2 separate regions of the Homo sapiens genome follow, and region 1 is linked to region 2. Evidence: chromatin loops called from intact Hi-C (ENCODE). Cell type or tissue: stomach. All regions are shown on one strand. Links, peaks and the distances in the headings refer to the core of each region. The heading gives the core; the rest is flanking DNA. Region 1 overlaps JADE3 (jade family PHD finger 3). Region 2 holds the start of LINC01545 (long intergenic non-protein coding RNA 1545).

Evidence for each region. A loop is a pair of places that touch in the nucleus more often than their neighbours do. Peaks named below come from ENCODE experiments on the same cell type or tissue, not always from the same donor. Only the 100,000 strongest peaks of a DNase experiment are listed, where the experiment ranks them.
Region 1: a loop joins it to region 2, with 1.9 times the contacts of the local background. A loop is called at or near these places in 8 of 110 quality-filtered maps.

The regions. Positions count from the first base shown.
Region 1 is chrX:46,950,124-46,959,643 of GRCh38, forward strand. The region is part of intron 1 of JADE3 (jade family PHD finger 3); the gene reads left to right. Among named protein-coding and RNA genes, the nearest start is that of JADE3, 42 kb to the left of the region's middle. In stomach, for the core only: no CTCF peak of the experiment used is centred there; no DNase peak of the experiment used is centred there; H3K27ac peaks cover 196 bases.
Region 2 is chrX:46,899,542-46,908,843 of GRCh38, forward strand. LINC01545 (long intergenic non-protein coding RNA 1545) reads right to left here and starts at 163. Exons shown (of 4, transcript NR_046101.1): 1 at 63-163. RefSeq lists an enhancer at 4,411-4,670. In stomach, for the core only: CTCF peaks have their summits at 4,357 and 4,561; DNase peaks (open chromatin) are centred at 4,330 and 4,580; H3K4me3 peaks cover 531 bases; H3K27ac peaks cover 257 bases.

The DNA.
Region 1 (9,520 bases), core at 424-8,423, 50 kb after region 2:
TATTAAAATGACAACTTTATTGAAGTATAATTTATATACCACAAAATTCACCTGCATAAGTATATAATTCAATGCCTTTTAATGAATTTACTAAGTTGTGCAACCATCTCCATAACTCAGTTTTAGAATATTTCCATCACGCTAATAAAATCCCTTGTACTCATTTGCAGTCACTCCACTCTTCTCCCCTCAGCCCTAAGCAACTACTAATCTACTTTCTGCCATTGTAGATGTGGACATTTCATATAAATAGAAGCGTATAACATATGGTCTTGTGTGTCCAGATTCTTTCACGTAGTATAATGTTTTGGGGGTTTATCTGTGGTGGTACAACATATCAATAATTCATTCCTTTTTGTTGCTGAATAATATTCCATCATGTGGATGTACCACATCGTGGTTATTCCTTTGCTAGCAGATGGGTATTTGGGATAGTTCCAGCTTTTGGTTCTCATGAACAGTGCTGCAGTGAGCATTCATGTACATATCCTTGTGTAGACATAAGTTTTCATTTCTCTTGGGTAGAATTTTAGGAGTAGAATTGCTGGGCTGTATGTTAAATTTATATTTAATTTTTTAAAGAAACTGCCAGTTTTCCAAGGTGGCTGAACCCTTTTATAGTCCTACCAATAATTCCTGGGAAATATAGCTTGTGTACTTGAAAAGCATGTATATTTTGCTTTTCTTGGAGTGTTTTGTAGATACCAGTTAGGTCAATTTTTAAAATAGTTCTTGTTTAGGTTTTGTATATTCTTTATTTTTTTCTAGTTCTATTTATTACCAAGAGTGGAATGTTAAACTCTGTTAGTGTCCAATTGTCTGTTTCTTCAGTTCTTTGTCTTTAGTTTTCAGCAGTTTGATCATGATGTGCCTAGGTGTAGATTCCTTTGTATTTATTCTGTTTGGTGTTCTTAGTGTCTTGGCAGTTTTAAACTTTTTTTTATTTTTATTTTTTATTTTTATTTATTTTTTTGAGACAGAGTCTCGCTCTGTTGCCCAGGCTGTAGTGCAGTGGCACAGTCTCGGCTCACTGCAACCTCCGCCTCCCGGGTTCAAGCGATTTCTGGCTAACTTTTGTGTTTTTAATAGAGACGGAGTTTCACCATGTTGGCCAGGCTGGTCTCGAACTCCTGACCTCAAGTGATCCGCCTGCCTCGGCCTCCCAAAGTGCTGGGATTACAGGCATGAGCCACCGCACCCAGCCTGTAATCCCAGCACTTTGGGAGGCCGAGGCAGGCAGATCACTTGAGGTCAGGAGTTCGAGACCAGCCTGGCCAACATGGTGAAACCCCGTCTCTACTAAAAATACAAAAATTAGCCAGGCATGGTGGCATGCGCCTGTAGTCCCAGCTACTTGGGAGGCTGAGGCAGGAGAATTGCTTGAACCCGGGAGGTGGAGGTTGCGGTGAGCGGAGATTGCACCACTGCACTCCAGCCTGGCAACAGAGTGAGACTCCGTCTCAAAAAAAAAAAAAAATTATCATCACACTCTTTTTCGTCTCTGTGTTAGATTCTAGTTATACAAATGTTAGATGTTAGATCCTTTATTGTTATCCCACAGGTCCCTGAGGCTTTGTTATTTTTTTTTTCCAATCTTTTTTTCGTTTAGATTGGCCAGTTTATCTGTCTTCAGGTTGCCTGCCTCCTCCATTCTGCTGTTGTGTTCTTCCAGTTAATTTTTATTTCGGTTGTTTTTTCAGTTCTAGAGTTTCCATTTGGTTATCATTATATCTTCTTTTTACTGATATTTTCTATTTTAACATTCTTTCAAGAGTGTTCAGGTTTGGTGATTGCCTGTTTGAGTGTGTGGTGGTGGTTGTTTTAGAAGCAAGATCTTGTTCTATTGCCCAGGCTGGACTCAAACTCCTGGGCTCAAGTGATCTGCCCACCTCAGCCTCCTGGGTAGCTGAAACTATAGGTGCAGACCACCATGCATGGCAATCTGAGCATTTTTAGAGTTGCTGCTTTAAAGTCCTTGTTAGATAATTTCAACATTTGTGTCATCTCATTGTTGGCATCTGTTGTCTTTTCTCATGTGAGCTGGCATTTTCATGGTTCTTTGTATATCGCATAATTTTGGATTTTATCCTGGATGTTTTGGATATTATGTTATGAGACTCTGGATCTTGTTTCAACCCCATGGAGAATGTCAATGTATTTGTTTCAGCAGCAGTTGGTCTGGTTAGGTTCAGACTGCAAGTTCCATCTCACTTTCTGTGGGGTGTAGTTCAAATATCAGTTCAGTATTCAATGGCTTTGCAGTGCTGTTCACCTCTGTCGTGTGTGTGCCACCCACCTGTCAGTCAGGGACCTAAGTGTGTGTTAACTCATTTCTCCAAGTCTTTGATATGCTAATTAGAATCAGATCCACCTGTGAGGAAGTGGAGGCCTTCCCAGGAGTTTGTAAGCAACTTTTTGTGAGTTTGTTTTCCTGAGCTCTTCCTTCGTTGTTATTTCTCTGGTACTTTCTACTTTTCCAGGGCTTTCCTTTTTAGTCCTCCAGTGAGAAACTACACACTTTCACAATACACTGCCTCTAGGGCACAAGGGGCAGGCAAACAGAGAGAAAAAAAGTAAGAAAAATCAATGGGAGGCCAGGTGCGGTGGCTCACGCCTGTAATCCCAGCACTTTGGGAGGCCGAGGCGTATGGATCACGTGAGGTCAGGAGTTTGAGACCAGCCTGGCCAACATGGTGAAACCCCATCTCTACTGAAAATATAAAATTTAGCCGGGCATGGTGGTGTGTGCCTGTAATCCCAGCTACTCAGGAGGCTGAGGCAGGAGAATCTCTTGAGCCCAGGAGGCAGAGGTGGCAGTGAGCCAATATCGCTGCAGTCCAGCCTGGGTGACAGAGCGAGACTGTCTCAAAAAAAAAAAAAGCAATGGGATTTGGCTTTGCCCTTTTGGAGCCATAGTTCCACCAAATGGACAGAAGTTTCTTCTCTCTCTTTCAGAGTTTTAGCTCGTACAGTCTCCCTATGCCAGTTACTTTTTGTTGCTGCTGCCACAGCCTCTACCATGGGATTTTCTAGACATTAGAAAGGGGAGAAAAAGGAGAGAAAAACCCAGGGGATTCCCCCCCCACCGCCCCCCACCGCCACCTCACCACTCCAGTTTCTCTGAGCATTAGTAGTTCCCTTTTCCAAAAAAGCACCTTGAACCAGAACATGTGCTCTAACCACAGTGCTCACTTTCAGATTTCATTGTGTTGAATTCAGGCCAGTGAATACTGGAAGAAAAAAAGTGGTTAAGTCACTGCCAGTTCAGTTGTACTCCGCATTCTGGCATTCTTTCTTGATCGCCTGCTGTTATATACTTTTAAGAGTTCTCTAATAGTTGCCCATATTTTCTTTACAGATTTTATAGTTGCATTTGGTCAACAGAAAGGTTACGTGTGTGTTTATACCATCTTACTTGGAACCGGAAGTCTTCACTGATATTTTAATGGATGTTTTGGGTTGCTTTCCCTCCCCCTTAAAGTATTTATATCTCTGAAATAATAGTTTCAGATATGTAGTGTTTGGTGCAGTTAGGTGGACAAAAGTTGCTAAGAGTAAGCAGATTAGCTGCACTATTGGCTGAATACATAATGACCCCCTGAAAAACAGAACCACTTCTCTAAAGGCATATGTGGTAATCTCATCTGGAAGCACAGTTCTTTGTCTTTGTGTAGCATATCATTGACCTCGTTGTTTTCCTTGGCCCTGCCTCTCTGTCGTAGTCTCTTGCTTCTGTCCTGCTGTTTTCCAGTAACCTTTGCCCTGCAGAACTTCATTCCTCAACCCCTTTCTCCTCCTCCCTCTCCTGTTTGTCTCTGGCTTTCCCCACACTCTGTCCTTCCTAACATTACAGTCTTGCATTTTATCACCAAATTCTATCTCCCAAGGATAAATGCACTGCTTTGTGACATTTTAGGATGTTAAGTGCTTGCATTTGAAGGATGGAGAAACCTGGAGGGGGGTGGGAATCAGGTTTTGCTCATAGATTAGGGCCCCAACTGTGTCTCTGCAAGGCATTGTGGTGGTCTAGGCAGCTGCTTTTCCAGCATATTGGGGCTTTCTGCCTCACATGGTATTTCTGGTGGGTAACAGAGACCAGGACACATGAAACTCCAGCACAGTCAGGAATGTGGGTCTAGAAAGAAGGTATATTTAAGCCATACTAACCTCATTAACTTGGGAATATTTAAGAGCTTTGTGGGCTGTTTTTTGGTTTTGTTTGGTTTGGTTTTAGTTTTGAAAGTTAATAGAAGAAACTACTAAATAACAGTCACTTTTATGAAAGTATTTCCTATTGTTAGTTATGTGGTACAGAATCACTGAAGGAAGGAAATCCTAAACGAGCAAAAACACATGGGCAGAGCACATGTTTTTATGTTGCAGCATGCTTTCAGTATTTTTGTGGTAGAAATATGCATTCTTTATTTTTTATTTTTATTTTTATTTTTTGAGATGGAGTCTCACTTTGTTGCCCAGGCTGGAGTGCAGTGGTGCGATCTCGGCTCGCTGCAGCCTCTGCCTCCCGGGTTCAAGCTATTCTCCTACCTCAGCCTCCTGAGTAGCTGGGATTACAGGCATGCACCACCACACCCAGCTAATTTTTATATTTTTAATAGAGACAAAGTTTCGCCATGTTGGCCAGGCTGGTCTCAAACTCCTGACCTCAAGTGATCTGCCCACCTTGGCCTCCCAAAGTGCTAGGATTATAGGTGTGAGCCACCGCACCCAGCCAGAAATATGCATTCTTTAAAAGCCACAGTGGGCTTCCCAGGTGTCTGTTGAGATCTGTCAGGTTCCAGGCATGCAAAGGCTGCTCAACTTATAACCTTCTAGGCATATATTAACTGTGTACAGCAAAGAACCTTACTGGTTTAAAAGGTATGGTACCTTTTTGAAAGAAAATCCTCAGCTATAACATGTTGTCTCATTTACTCCTATTGAAATCCCTTATCTTCTTGGCTGGGAGCAGGGTAGCAGCAGAGAGCTGCTTGAGTTTTTACCTCACTATCTTTATGCCAGACTGGCCCTCCTCATAGAAGTGATACTTGTTTTCCATTGCTAAGACTTTTATTTTTTCTTTTGACAGCAGCCAAAGCAACTAGTTTAAAAGAAAACACATTCATTATTCTTACTCTTCCATTTTATAAAGGAATGTTTATTTCAGTGGGATGTTTCTGTGGAGATCTCTTTAGCTGTGGGAGCAATTTGCCTTTGGTACTGGGAGAACAAATAACAAGTCACAGAAACAGTAATTAAACAGGCAATAGTTCTCCAAATAATACTGATTTAATTATGTGCATAAGGTTGATCGGGGTGTGAGAATTAAAGCTAGCTTTATTCAAGGCCAGTATAATTCTTGTGACTCTCTTGCCTATAATAACTATTAGTCCCAATTAAGTGATTTATTCCTTATTGATTGTGAAATATTCCCAGGTAACACAATTCAGATTTGTATTGTGTTCAGACTGTTGCATTATCTTTTGAAGTTTTCCTTGGGATAACTGTGGTGCATTTCCCAGAGCCTGTGAACTAGAATTTAGAAACTGAGAGGTTCCAGTCCAAGGTTGATGGAACGTGAGAATTGTAGGGAACTTGGAGATTACCAAATCCAAATTCCTTCCCAGTGCAGGAATCCTTGCCACAGTATTTGTCAGACAGGTGGTTGTCTGACTCTTGACAACATTATTTTTTACCCCAAAGAATACATATTTTTCCTCCATACAGTTTTGAGGCTACTAAAAAAAATAAGACCAAAAACCTTAACAGATTGGTGGTTCTTTATTCCCAAGCCAAAATCTGCCTTTCAGGAACTGTCAGTATCATTCCTGGCTCTCCTCTCCATAGTCACACACAGCAAATCTCTTTTGTCCAAAATATTTAAAGCTATCTATTTTCCTACTTCCCATTCCCCTTTCTCCCACCCGTGGCCTTTTTTTGTGTGTTTTGTTTTGTTTTGTTTGAGACAGAGTCTCGCTCTGTTGCCCAGGCTGGAGTGTAGTGGTGCCATCTTGGCTCACTGAAACCTCTGCCTCCCGGGTTCAAGTGATTCTCCTGCCTCAGCCTCCCAAGTAGCTGGGATTAGAGGCACACACCACCACACCTGGCTAATTTTTGTATTTTTAGTAGACAAGGGGTTTCACCATGTTGGCCAGGCTGGCCTTGAACTCGTGACCTCAAGTGATCCACCTGCCTCGGCCTCCCAAAGTGCTGGGATTACAGGCTGAGCCACCGCGCTTGGCCCCCGTGGCCTTTTAAGCTAAAACATTTCTGATTCATGTAACAACTTATTTCAAGGATTTTAATATAATGGAAAAATTCAAAGAATAATATGATAAATACTCATATTCTCTACCAGCCAGAATTATCAACAATTAAGATTTTGTAATATCTTTTTTTCTTTTTTTCTTGCTTGTTTATTTTAGAGACAGGGTTTCACTCTGTCAGCCAGGCTGGAGTGCGGTCGCGCAATCATGGCTCAGTGCAGCCTCGAACTCCTGGGCTCAAGCGATCCTCCCACCTCAGACTCCCAAGTAGCTGGTACTGCAGGTGTGCATCACTATGCCCAGCTACTTTCTTCCTTCCCTTCCTTTCCTTTCTTTCTTTCCTTCCTTCCTTTTTTCTTTTTTTTCTTTCTTTTCTTTCCTTTTCCTTTTCCCCTTTGTTTTCTCCCCTTCCCCTTCCCCTCCCCTCCCCTTTCCTTTCTTTTTTCTTTTCTTTTCTTTCTCAGGGTCTCTGTTGCCCAGGCTGGAGTGCAGTGGCATGATCTCGGCTCACTGAAACCTCTGCCTCCCGGGCTCCAGTGAGCCTCCCACCTCAGCCTCCTGAGTAGCTGGGACCACAGATGTGCACCACCACTTCCAGCTAATTTTTTTTTAATTTTTGGTAGAAATGAGGTTTCTCCATGTTGCCAAGGCTGATCTCAAACTCCTGAGCTCAAGCAGTCCACCTGCCTCAGCCTCCCAAAGTGCCGGGATTATAGGCATGAGCCACCATTTTTAAATAAAGGGACTAAAACATTACAGAAATGCTTATTTCTCCTTTGGTCACCTCTTCTAATGTCATCCTCCTCCCTCCTCAGTTTCAGATAGATTAGATAGATAGATAGATAGATAGATAGATAGATAGATAGATAGATATAAACGATATATAGATTTGTTTTGGATCTATGTTTTAATTTACATAAATGGTGGTATTATGAATGTGTCTGTTTTTTCTACACAGCAAAATATCTTAGATCTTTTCATATGTTTTCTATTAATCTTTGCATAGTATGTATTATTATATGTCACATGATGTTTTTGGCTGTCTGCCATTTGGGCATGTGGTAGGATTGTAGTTCCTGTCCCTTTTGAGGTTAGGCGTGGCCCTGTGACTTGCTTTGGTCATTGAAATGTCAGTAAAAGTAATGAATGCACTTCCAAATGGAAATTTTAAGAGCTAATATGAGATTTGCCACATTCCATTCCCCTGGCCGGTAGAGATGGAGCTTCTGACAGCTTAGGTCAAGAATAACTACAATAAGCTCTCCTACCAACTCACTTTAAATATGTAGCATACGGAATAAACAGACTTTGGTTGTGTTAAGCCACTCAGATTTTAGGTTCCTTTTGTTACCTTGGCAAACTTAGTCTATCCTGATTGATTATAGACCCACTTCATTGTTTTTAACTGCTGCAAAGTATTCCAGAGTATGAATGAACCTTATTCTGTCTAGCCGTTCTATTGATGGAAACCTAACTACTTTCTGAATTTTGCTTTTATAAACAGTTCTATGTTGATCATTGTGCAAATTTGTGAGAGTTTCTCCAGATATATGTTTAGAAATAGGATTGCTGGGTCATAGGGTTTGGATATTTTCAGTTTTATAGGATTCTGTCTTTGCTTTCCCAGGCGGCTACACCATCTCTCACCCTTTCAATGGTCATTTATGTGATATGATCCCCAAACTTTTTCTAGTCTTGGTTCCCCTCTCTGGATGCACTTTCATTGGTCACCATTAATGGTACTCAGATTGGAACATGGTTGTCCAGTTGTTGTCCAACTGAGGTAGACATTATGTTTCTGAATTCAGCCCGAGTTTAGTAGCTGCATCACTAAACTGTGGTGTTTACTGACATCAAAAGCTGAAACTGCTATCATCCTGTATTTGGGAAACAATTTAATTGCAGTGACTTTACATATGTTCTAGTTAAATTTCATCCTGTTTTTGCTTATAATATTTGCTTTTGAATTCTCCTCTTTTCTTTGATGAATGTTATCCCTCTTAGGGTCAATAACCCTAAATTCATCTATGTTACTCATCAAAGTTTTGATCAAGATAGGGCCAAGGGCATAGCTCTGTGTCCCACCAGAAGACTCCTACCTTCAGGATTACCTGCCTGCAGCCTGCATTTTTTTTAATCTATCAGCAGGAAAATCCTGTCAGCTGCCTCCACGTATTACTGTACCTATAAACAATTTTCTCAATAAATGAGTGACTGGAACAGAAAAGAGCCTAAAGTAAGTTGGGTGTGTCATGTTCTTAGAGAGCCTATGCTGGCTGCTAGTGACTGTTTTCTTTTTCAAGTGCTTATCCAGCCAATGCTTTATTAATGTGGTTTAGAATCTAGTTTGAAGTGATATTCAAGCTTTTTATTTGCAATAATTATATCTACCCCCATTGAAAATAAGGGAGATTTTTGTCTCTCTGTAGCCTATTGGGAGATCTGGTTTGAGTTTCCACAAATAAAGTAGTTTTTAGGATAATGACCAGCCAGGATGCTTGTGCTCTACTTCCCAGCCAGGGCATCTTTTCTCCCTGAACAATAACCAACCCTTTTTATAATTTAAGGAACTGTAAGGACTCCCTAGGCCAGTAGCTTGGGACATCACAAGTTAGGCTTCCTGGTAGTCTTTCTCTTGTTCTTTAGGACCAACCACGTGCCTAATTCCAGTTACTATTTTTCTATAAGGATTCTTAGTTATACATCTCAGAGTCCTGACTTAAATTAGCCTAAGTAACAGAAAGAGGGTTTACTGGTAAATGAAGTCCACAGGCTGCTGACTTTAGGAATGGCAACATCCAGGCTGTTATTGCAGCCCCAAATCTCCTTTTCTCACCTGTGTGTTCCTGTGATTTAGTTTCACTCTCAGGCAGACTGTATCTGTAGCAATGCAGTGCCTCTTTCCCAATACCTCTGTCAAAACACTTGGCTGACTTGTCGACCTAGCTTAGGCCATGTGCCTTAGACACAGGAGGTGTGTAGTGTTGGGGAAGGGGAGTGAGCCCTGATTCATTCTTCATTCATATGTTTGATGAGTGCCCAGTATGTACCAGGCACCGTGTTAGGCTCTGTGGTTATCACAGTGAACAACACAGGCATAGTCTCTGCCCTCTTGAAGTGTCAATGTGTAAGGAAATGGACTTTAATGTGCCCACAGTGATAAAGGAGAAGTTACTTGGTGCTGGGAAGCAAATGACATGGGTCCCTACCTACTCTGGGGTAGGGGACAGAAGGCTATCCTGAGGAAATGTTGTTTG
Region 2 (9,302 bases), core at 1,303-9,302:
AGCCTGGCCAACATGGCAAAACCCTGTCTCTACAAAAATTAGCCAGGCATGGTGGCGTGCACCTGGGAGGCTGAGGCAGGAGAATTGCTTGAATCCAGGAGGCAGAGGTTGCAGTGAGCTGAGATCGCACCACCGCACTCTAGTCTGGGCGACAGAGCAAGACTTCATCTAAAAAAAAGAAAGAAAAGAAAGAAAGAAAATTATGGATAGTCTCTGAAGCTGAGCATTCTCTGGAGTCAGACACTTTCTTAATCCCTTTTGAAATTTCTGATGGAGAAAAATCCAATCCAAAGAAAGAATATGAAATCCAGGGAAAATTAGTTTTTTTTTCTTAAGTGCATATAAGTTATGGATTTATATATAAAATAAAGATAGTGATTGTATCAGTCAGGATTCTAACAGAGAAACAGAACCATTAGGAGACACATGTAGATATAGATATAGATATAGGTATAGATATAGATGAACTGGCTTATGTGATTGTGGTGGCTAGCTAGGCAAGCCTGAAATCTGAAATCCTTAGAGCAGGCCATCAGAAAGGACAGGCAGGAGTTCTCGAGCACAAGCCAATGCTGCTGTCTATGGGCAGAATTTCTTCTTCAGGAAAGCCTCCATTCTGCTATTAAGGCCTTTAACTGATTGATTCAGGCCCACCAGATTATCTAGGATAATCTTGTTTACATAAAGTCAACTGATTATAGACTTGATTCACATCTACAAAATACCTCTCAGCACCACCTAGATTAGATTTTAATGGAATAACTGGCTTATGTTAGCCAGTTATAAACTAGGGACTATAGCCTAGCTATGTTAACACATAAAACTGACCATTACAGGCCAGGTGCACAGTGGCTCATGCCTATAACCCCAGCACTTTGGGAGGCTGAAGCGGGCGGGTCACTTGAGACCAGGAGTTCGAGACCAGCCTGGCCTCAAGGCTGGTGAAACCTCGTCTCTACTAATAATACAAAAATTAGCCAGACGTGGTGGTGAGTGCCTGTAATCCCAGCTACTTGAGAGGCTGAGGCAGGAGAATCACTTGAATCCAGCAAGTGGAGGTTGCAGTGAGCCGAGATCACACCACCATACTCCAGCCTAGGCAACAGAGTAAGACTCCGTCTCAAAACAAAACAAAACAAAAAACAAAACTGACCACTACAGTGATGTTTGGTGTTTCATTTTGATTTTAACTTCCATCAGTGAACATTTTGTTCTTTGTGAAAATAAATCACAAGCTAAGATAGGCTTCTATGGAGAGAGTGTCAATATTACGGATCCATGGCATCAGTTGTAACATGTATTTGGTCTATGAAGGTCATTAGCCATCTGGTAAAAGGAAGCTATACTGATTATAACTCACTCATTGGGTGTATGCTATTACCTAATTCCACTAAACTGTTTTCCGTTCATTGATTTAAAAAGTTAGTTATTCAATTCAATTGAAGTTAACACCTGAGAAGGATTTCAAAGAACAGATGTGTATTTCATTTGTAGAAATCATTTTCTCATGTCACAAATGTTTAATGAATCCACTCTCCCTTGAGTTAGAAATGGTAGGTGCTTTGAAATACTTGAACCTACACAAGAGCAGAAAGCATTTTATTTTGAAGTGTGCCTACTGTCCAGTAATAATGTTGGACAAGTTATTTTCTCTCTGAGCCTTAGTTTGCTTACCTGTAAAATGGGAAATAATGATTATTGTCTTGAGGGCTTGGGAAGGATTAGATGAGAAAACATAAGTTAGACACTTGAAACACAGTAGATGTTCCACAAATATTGATTTTTTTTGCCTCCTTCTATGAATACAGACTTCATAAGTGAAGTCCTATGAGTTAAAAGTCCTCTCCAATTTTTTTGCAGATTCTATCTAGCAGCACTATTTTGGATATCACTGTGTAGCGAAGAATCAAGTGAGGTTTCCAGTGCTCATTAATTTATCAAATTGACTATAAAGATTCACTGTAGGTGGCTTTGTATTTACTTATGTGCATAGGGAGACCATTTTTACATGTTATCACTTCAACAATAAATACAGATAAAGTTGCTGGAGTTTACAATTGCTTTTTATTTGAAAAATCAGCAATTTTCCTAATTTTATCTGAAAATGTTCTTCGGAGTCATGGTGGTGAAATTCTGAGCAAATATTAGGTGTCACTAGTTTTCAAGAGTGTGAAATAATTTTTGATTGAGAAAAAAGCATATCTTAAATTCTGTTCAATATCAGACTCACATGTCTTGGCAAATGCACACATTGTTTTTGTTTCATTATTAATTTTTTTTTTTGAGATGGAGTCTCGCTCTGTTGCCAGGCTGGAGTGCAGTGGCATGATCTCTGCTCACTGCAGCCTCCGCCTCCCTGGTTCAAGTGACTCTCCTGCCTCAGCCTCCCAAGTAGCTAGGACTACAGGCACGCGCCACCACGCCCGGCTAATTTTTGTATTTTTAGTAGAGACGGGGTTTCACCATGTTGGTGAAACCACCAGGATGGTCTCGATCTCCTGACCTTGTGATCCGCCCACCTCGGCCTCCCAAAGTGCTGGGATTACAGGCATGAGCCACTGTGCCCAGCTATTAATTGTTAATTACACAAATAATACAGGGTTTTGTTTTTTTTTTACATGAAAAAATTGGAGATAAATCTAAAATCTTCTTCAATCCCCACTCCCATTGGGAACTACAATTATCAGTTTGGTCTGTATCCTTCCAGAGCATTTGTGTATGGATTTACATAGGTATTACTGTGCACAGACAAAGTAACTCATGGAAAGTAGGTATTTTACTTGTCTAAGGAAAATTGGGCCAGTTATTGATTTTTATCATATGAAATTTGGCGTGATGGGCAAGAAAGAGATTGGAGAGAAAGGAGAAAAAGGAAGGGAGGTCTTGCCAAGATTGATCTTTTACTTCTTTATAGTTCTTTGGCCTTTTCTTTTTTGGTTCCTTGAGCCCATTTTAGGTGAGTTACACTATCAGAGTGTTTCAGCAGTTTAAAGCTCTTGCATCCAGTTTCATCAACCAGTGGCTCAACAAAGACAGATAAATAATCCCCTATACTTTCTGAAAGTATCTTTCCACCAAAGTCCAAGCATTATCAGTTTCATTTTATGAATGAAAAAAAGAAAAAAAAAGGGAAAAAAAAAAGAGGCCAGGTGCGGTGGCTCATGCCCGTAATCTCAGCAATTTGGGAGGCTGAGGCAGGTGGATCACTTCAGCTCAGAAGTTTGAGAGCAGCCTGGCCAACATGGTGAAACTCCATCTCTACTAAAAATACAAAAATTAGCCAGGTGTGATGACGCACACCTGTAATCCCTACTCAGGAGGCTGAGGCACGAGAATCACTTGAGCCCGGGAGGTGTAAATTCTTTGTGTTTTCCAACTGAAACTGAAAACTTTATCTGTTAATTATTTCATTAATTTTTCTCTCTTTTTTTCGAGACAGAGTTTCACTCTGTCACCCAGGCTGGAGTACAGTGGCATGATCTCTGCTCACTGCAACCTCCACCTCCCAGGTTCAAGCAATTCTCCTGCCTCAGCCTCCCAAGTAGCTGGGATTACCCGCGCTTGCCACCATGCCTGGCTAATTTTTGTATTTTTAGTAGAGACGAGGTTTTGCCATGTTGGCTAGGCTGGTCTCGAACTCCTGACCTCAAGTGATCCGCCTGCCTTGGCCTCCCAAATTGCTGGGATTACAGGCGTGAGCCACCGTGCCCGCCCTCATTAATTTATTTTAAAATGTAAGGTAACCAAGCTTCAAACAAGATGACATAGACCCATTTCTCTTTGCTTTTCCATGCTAAGTACAATTAAAATTCCTAAAAGTAATACAAAAGTCCATCATAAGGGGACTGGTAGGTGGAAAGAAGAAAGTGGACTGGCTAGAGACTTCAGGACTTGAGGAACGACACTGTGATGGGCTCCTGGCTTTTCTTTTTATCTTCTGTATGTTCCAGACTGGGTGCTGGAGAAGCCTGCAACCTAGAATCTCCAATCAGAGCAGACAAACAAAACAAAACAAAAACCTGTTCTTTGTGGCCAAAGGACTGGGAAAGGAGAAAAACCCAGCCCAGCATAAGTAAAACCCTGTGGACAGCACCAGCCCTACCCAAGCTGAACCCTGTGGTGTCAGCAGAGTGAGACTGAGTAGGGACTGGAAGAGCTCTGTCCCCCATTCAGTAGCCTCAGGTGGCTGGGCAAAAAGCCGCCTTCTTCCCCCATGGGAACACCAGACAGGATTGAGTGGGAGTCCCAGCGGTACCAGGGAAGCACTTTCCTACCACGCTGGGCAACAGCCAAGAGCTAGGGGGAGCCCCAGTCACACCAGGCAGCCGGAGGAGGCGTGCTCAGCCCTGCTGGCAGCATCAGCGTATACCCAGCACGGAGTCCAGACGCTTGTCCCCGACCCAGCAGCAGCAGGTAGGCAGGATTAGTACTTTCAACCCCTACCGGCCTAGCATCTCCCAACCCCTCACCCAGTGGCACCAGACGGCCCAGGGAGGCACTTTCCATCACAGGCACCATGACGGGGACCAAGTGGGGAGTCTCCCGAGCCCCATCAAGTGGCAGGCAGCTGGGAAGGTACTTTACTTTCCCACCAGTGGTGTCAGCAGAGAACTAGTGGGGAATCTGGACATCTGCTGCCCGGCTCCCAGCAGGCATCAGCAGAGGATGCAGACAGGTGCTCCCCTCCCCACTGTTGCCATGTCAGTGGAGACTGAGTGAGGAGTCTGGACTTTCACCCTTATCTGCCAGTGGCAGCTGGTGCCCCTCACCCTTCCAATTAGAGTGCAGAAGGGATCTTAGAGAGGAAGGAGCTGCAGAAAGGCATTCTTTACATCTGCATAGGAAGTCCTGGAAAGACACCTGTCTGACCCAAGCGTGAAACTAAGTAAATCACCAGGTCTGCAGGTCTGACAACTGAACTACTGTGTGGCATACCACTCAGGTTTTCAACGTGGCTTGGGAGTAGCACACAAAGCAGACCAGAATAGTGCCACAAGGGTTCTAAAAACTAAACTGTCATTGGAACTACACAGTCCACAAAAGTAGGCCAGGAAAACCCAAAAATATCCACACCAAGACACATCATAACTAACTTTTGAAAACTAAAGATAGAGAAAAAAAATCTTGAAAGCAGCTAGAGAGAAAAACACACATTACCTATAGAGGAACACTGATTTAAATCATAGTGGATTTCTCATCTGAAACCATAAAGGCCGGAAGGAAGTGGTACATTTTTCAAGTGATGAAAGAAAAGAACTGTCAACTTGGAATTCCATGTTCAGTGAAAATATCCTTCAGGAATAAAGGGGAAATAAAGACATTCTCAGATGACAGAAAATTTATAAAAATTTCACTAGCAGACTTACTATTAATGAATAGCTAAAGGAAGTTCTCCAAACGAAAAGGAAATGATAGCAGGAGGAGGCCTGAAACTTCAGAAAGGAAGGAAAACAATGAAATGTATAAAAAATAAGGATAAATATAAATAGACTATCCTTTTCCTAATGAATTTCTTTCAATTATGTTGAATTGTTGAAGCAAAAATTGTAACACCATCTGATGTGGGTTCAATGTATGTACAAGAAATAGAAATTATATTTTTAAAGTGGGAGGACAGGCCGGGTGCGGTGGCTCACGCCTGTAATCCCAGCCCTTTGGGAGGCCGAGGCAGGCAGATCACTTGAGGCCAGGAGTTCGAGAGAAGCCTGACCAACATGGAGAAACCTCAGCTCTATTAAAAATACAAAAATTAGCCAGGCGTGGTGGTGCATGTCTGCAGTCCCAGCTACTCGGGAGGCTGAGGCACGAGAATCGTTTGAACCCAGGAGGCAGAGGTTGCAGTAAGCTCAGGTTGCGCCATGCACTCCAGCCTGGGCGACAGAGCAAGACTATGTCTAAAAAAGAAAAAAAAGTGGGAGGGTAAGGGATAAAGGAACCTAAAGGAAAATAAAGTTTCTACCCCTTACTAAAAGTGGTAAAATGTTGATAACAATACACTATAAGTTATATGTGTATATTTTAACACCTAAAAAACAGAAAACTATACACACTGATATACTCAAAAACATTATAATAAAGTAAAACGGAGTTCTAAAACATATTCAAGTAACCCACAGTAAGGCCAGAAACAGCAAACAGAGGAATGAGAAATAGAGGGAACAGACAAAAAGCAAATAATAAAACATTAGACTTAAGCCCTAAGATACCAATAATTATCTTCTAATTAAATGGTCTAAATACATGAATTAAAAGGCAGAGAATCACAAAATGGATTTTTAAAAAAATAACCCTCTATGTGCTGTCTATATGAAACTACTTCAAATACGATAACATAGGTAGAAAGTGAAAAGAAAAAGATATACTACACAGACATTCATTTATAAAAACAGATATGGCTATATGTTAATATCAGAAAAGTAGACTTTGGAGCAAATAAAATTACCAAGGACAAAGAGAGATATTACACAATGATAAATGAGTCAATCCACCAAGAAGACAAAGAAATCCTAAACATGTATGCACCAATAAATAAGGCTTCAAAATACATGAAGTAAAATCTGATAGAACTGAAAGAAAAACAGGTAAATCCATGATTATAGTTGGAGACTTCAATACCCTCCTCTCAGCAATAGAAATACTAGACAGAAAATCAGCAGGATTATAGAACTCAACAATACCATAAAGCAACAGGACCTAATTTATAGGACATTCTACCCAATAGCATAACTCACATTCTTTTCAAATACCCATGAAACATTCACCAACATAACCCATATTTTGCATCATACAAAATTTCAACAAATGTAAAAGAATTGAAACCATGCAGAGTATGTTCTCTTGAACTCCTGGCTTCAAGCAATCCTCCTGCCTCAGCCTCCCAAAGTGCTGGGATTACAGGCATGAACCACTGTGTCATGTTCTCTGACTATAAGGGAGTCAAACCAGAAATCAATAACAAAGTCAGCAGGAAAATCTCCAAATATTTGAAAACTAGACAACACACTTCTCATTAATACATAGGTCAAAAAAGGAGTCTCAAGGGAAATTTTTTAAAAATACAATGAACTGAATGAAAATGAAAATATAACATATTAAAATTTGTGGAATGGAGCTAAAGCAGTGCTGACAAGAGAGTTTATGGCACTAAATCCTTACATTAGAAAAGAGGCTGCCGGTCACTTGCCACTAAAAGAAAAATTTGTAATATATTTTTTTAAAATTTTTAAAAAAGAAGAGGTAAGGTCTTAAATCAATCAGGTAAGCTCCCACCTCAAGAGACTATAAAAAGAAGAGCAAAATTAAAACTTCAAAGCAAGCAGAAGGAAAGAGACAACAGCAGAAATCAATGAAATTGAAAATAGGAAAACAATAGATAAAATCAATTAAGCAAAACGCTGTTCCTCTGAAAAGATCAGTACAGTTGATAAACCTATAGCAAGATTGACTAAGATAAAAAGAGAGAAGGCATAAGTCACTATAATCACAAATGAGACAGGGGATCTTACTACAGATCCTGCAGGCATTGAAAGGAAAATAGAGAAATTCTATCAAGAACCCTACATATATAAATTCAACGACTTAGATGGAATGGACCAATTCCTTGAAACTACAAACTACCAAAACTCGACCAATATGAAATTTATCATCTGAATAGTCTAATAACTATTTTAAAATAGGATTTATAATGTAAAAATTATTGAAAAAAGAAGGCTCCAGGTCCACATGGTTTCACTGGAATATTTTACCCAACATTTAAAGAACTAACACCGATTTTACACAATAGATTCTATAATACCAAAGAGGAGGGAACACTTCTGTGCTAGGGGTCCCCCAAACCATTCCCAGGCTTGATGATTCACTATGAGGACTCAGAATGCAGCAGACAGTCACATTCATGGTGAGAGCACACAGAACAAAATCTTCAAAGGCAAAAGGCACATGGAAGTATAGAAGAAACGAGGTACAAGCTTCCAAGAGTCCTCTCCCAGTGGAGTCACGCAGGATGTACTAATTCCTCCAGCAACAAGTTGTGACAACACGTGTGAAATGTTGTCTATCAGGGAAGTTCATTAAAAACTCAGCTCCCAGGACATTTACTGGGGGTTGGTCATATAGGCACCCTCTGCCTAGCGCTTACCAAAACTCCAGACTCCTAGAAGGAAAACAAGTGTTCAGCATAAACCATATTGTTTGTACGAACAGTTTAGGCCCAGTGAACAGTCTCATCAGCCCTGGGAATGGTGAGAGCCCTCTTCAAATCTAAGTTCCAAATGCCATCCAAGGACCGACCTTGCATGCAGGGCTTTCAAAGGATAGCACTGAGGCCTTTCACGTTAACTCTTTTCTGCACAGCTTGAGAATCAGGAGACTTGAGTTCTAGTCCCAGCATAAATAACATTTGTACAAACAGCTTAGATATAGTTAGCCATTCTTATCAGTTCTGGGAACAATGAGAGCTCTCCTGAAATCCAAGTTCACAGATGCCTGCCAAGAGCCTGTTATGTTAACTCTTTTCTGCACAACTTCCTCAACTCATTTTATAAGGCCAGTATTACCCTAATACCAAAACCAGACAAGGACTGTAGCAAAAATCTCCCCCAAACTACAGACTTTTATCTCTTATGGGCTTTAACACAAAAATCTGCAACAAAACATTAGCAATATAGAATCCAGCAAGGTATAAAAATAATTATTTTATGGCCAAATGGGGTTTATTCCAGCTATGAAAGGTTGGTTCAAAAATCAATATTCTATCAATGTAATCTACCATATCCACAGGCTAAAGAAGAAAAATCACACGATCATATAACTTGATGCAGAAAAGGCATTTGACAAAATTCAGCATTCACTCATAATAAAAACTCTCAGCAAACTGTGAATAGAGAGGTACTTTCTCAACTCAATAAAGAGCATCTACAAAAAACCTGCAACTATCATATTTAATGGCGAAAGACAATGTTTCCCCTTAAGATAAGGAACAAGGCAAGTATGTCCACTCTCTCCACTCTTATTCAACATTGTACTGAATGTTCTAGCTAGAACAAGACGGCAAGAAAAGGAAATAAAATGCGCACAGATTGGAAAGGAAGAAATAAAACTGTCCCTATTCACAGATAATATGATTGTCTACATAGAAAATCCCAAAGAATCTGCTGAAAAATTCCTAGAACTAGTAAGTGAGTTTAGTAAGGTCAGAGGAAACAAGATCAACACATAAAAATTAATTGCATTTCTATATATTAACAATGACCAATGAATGTGAAGACAAATTAAAAACACAATACCACTTACAATCATGACAA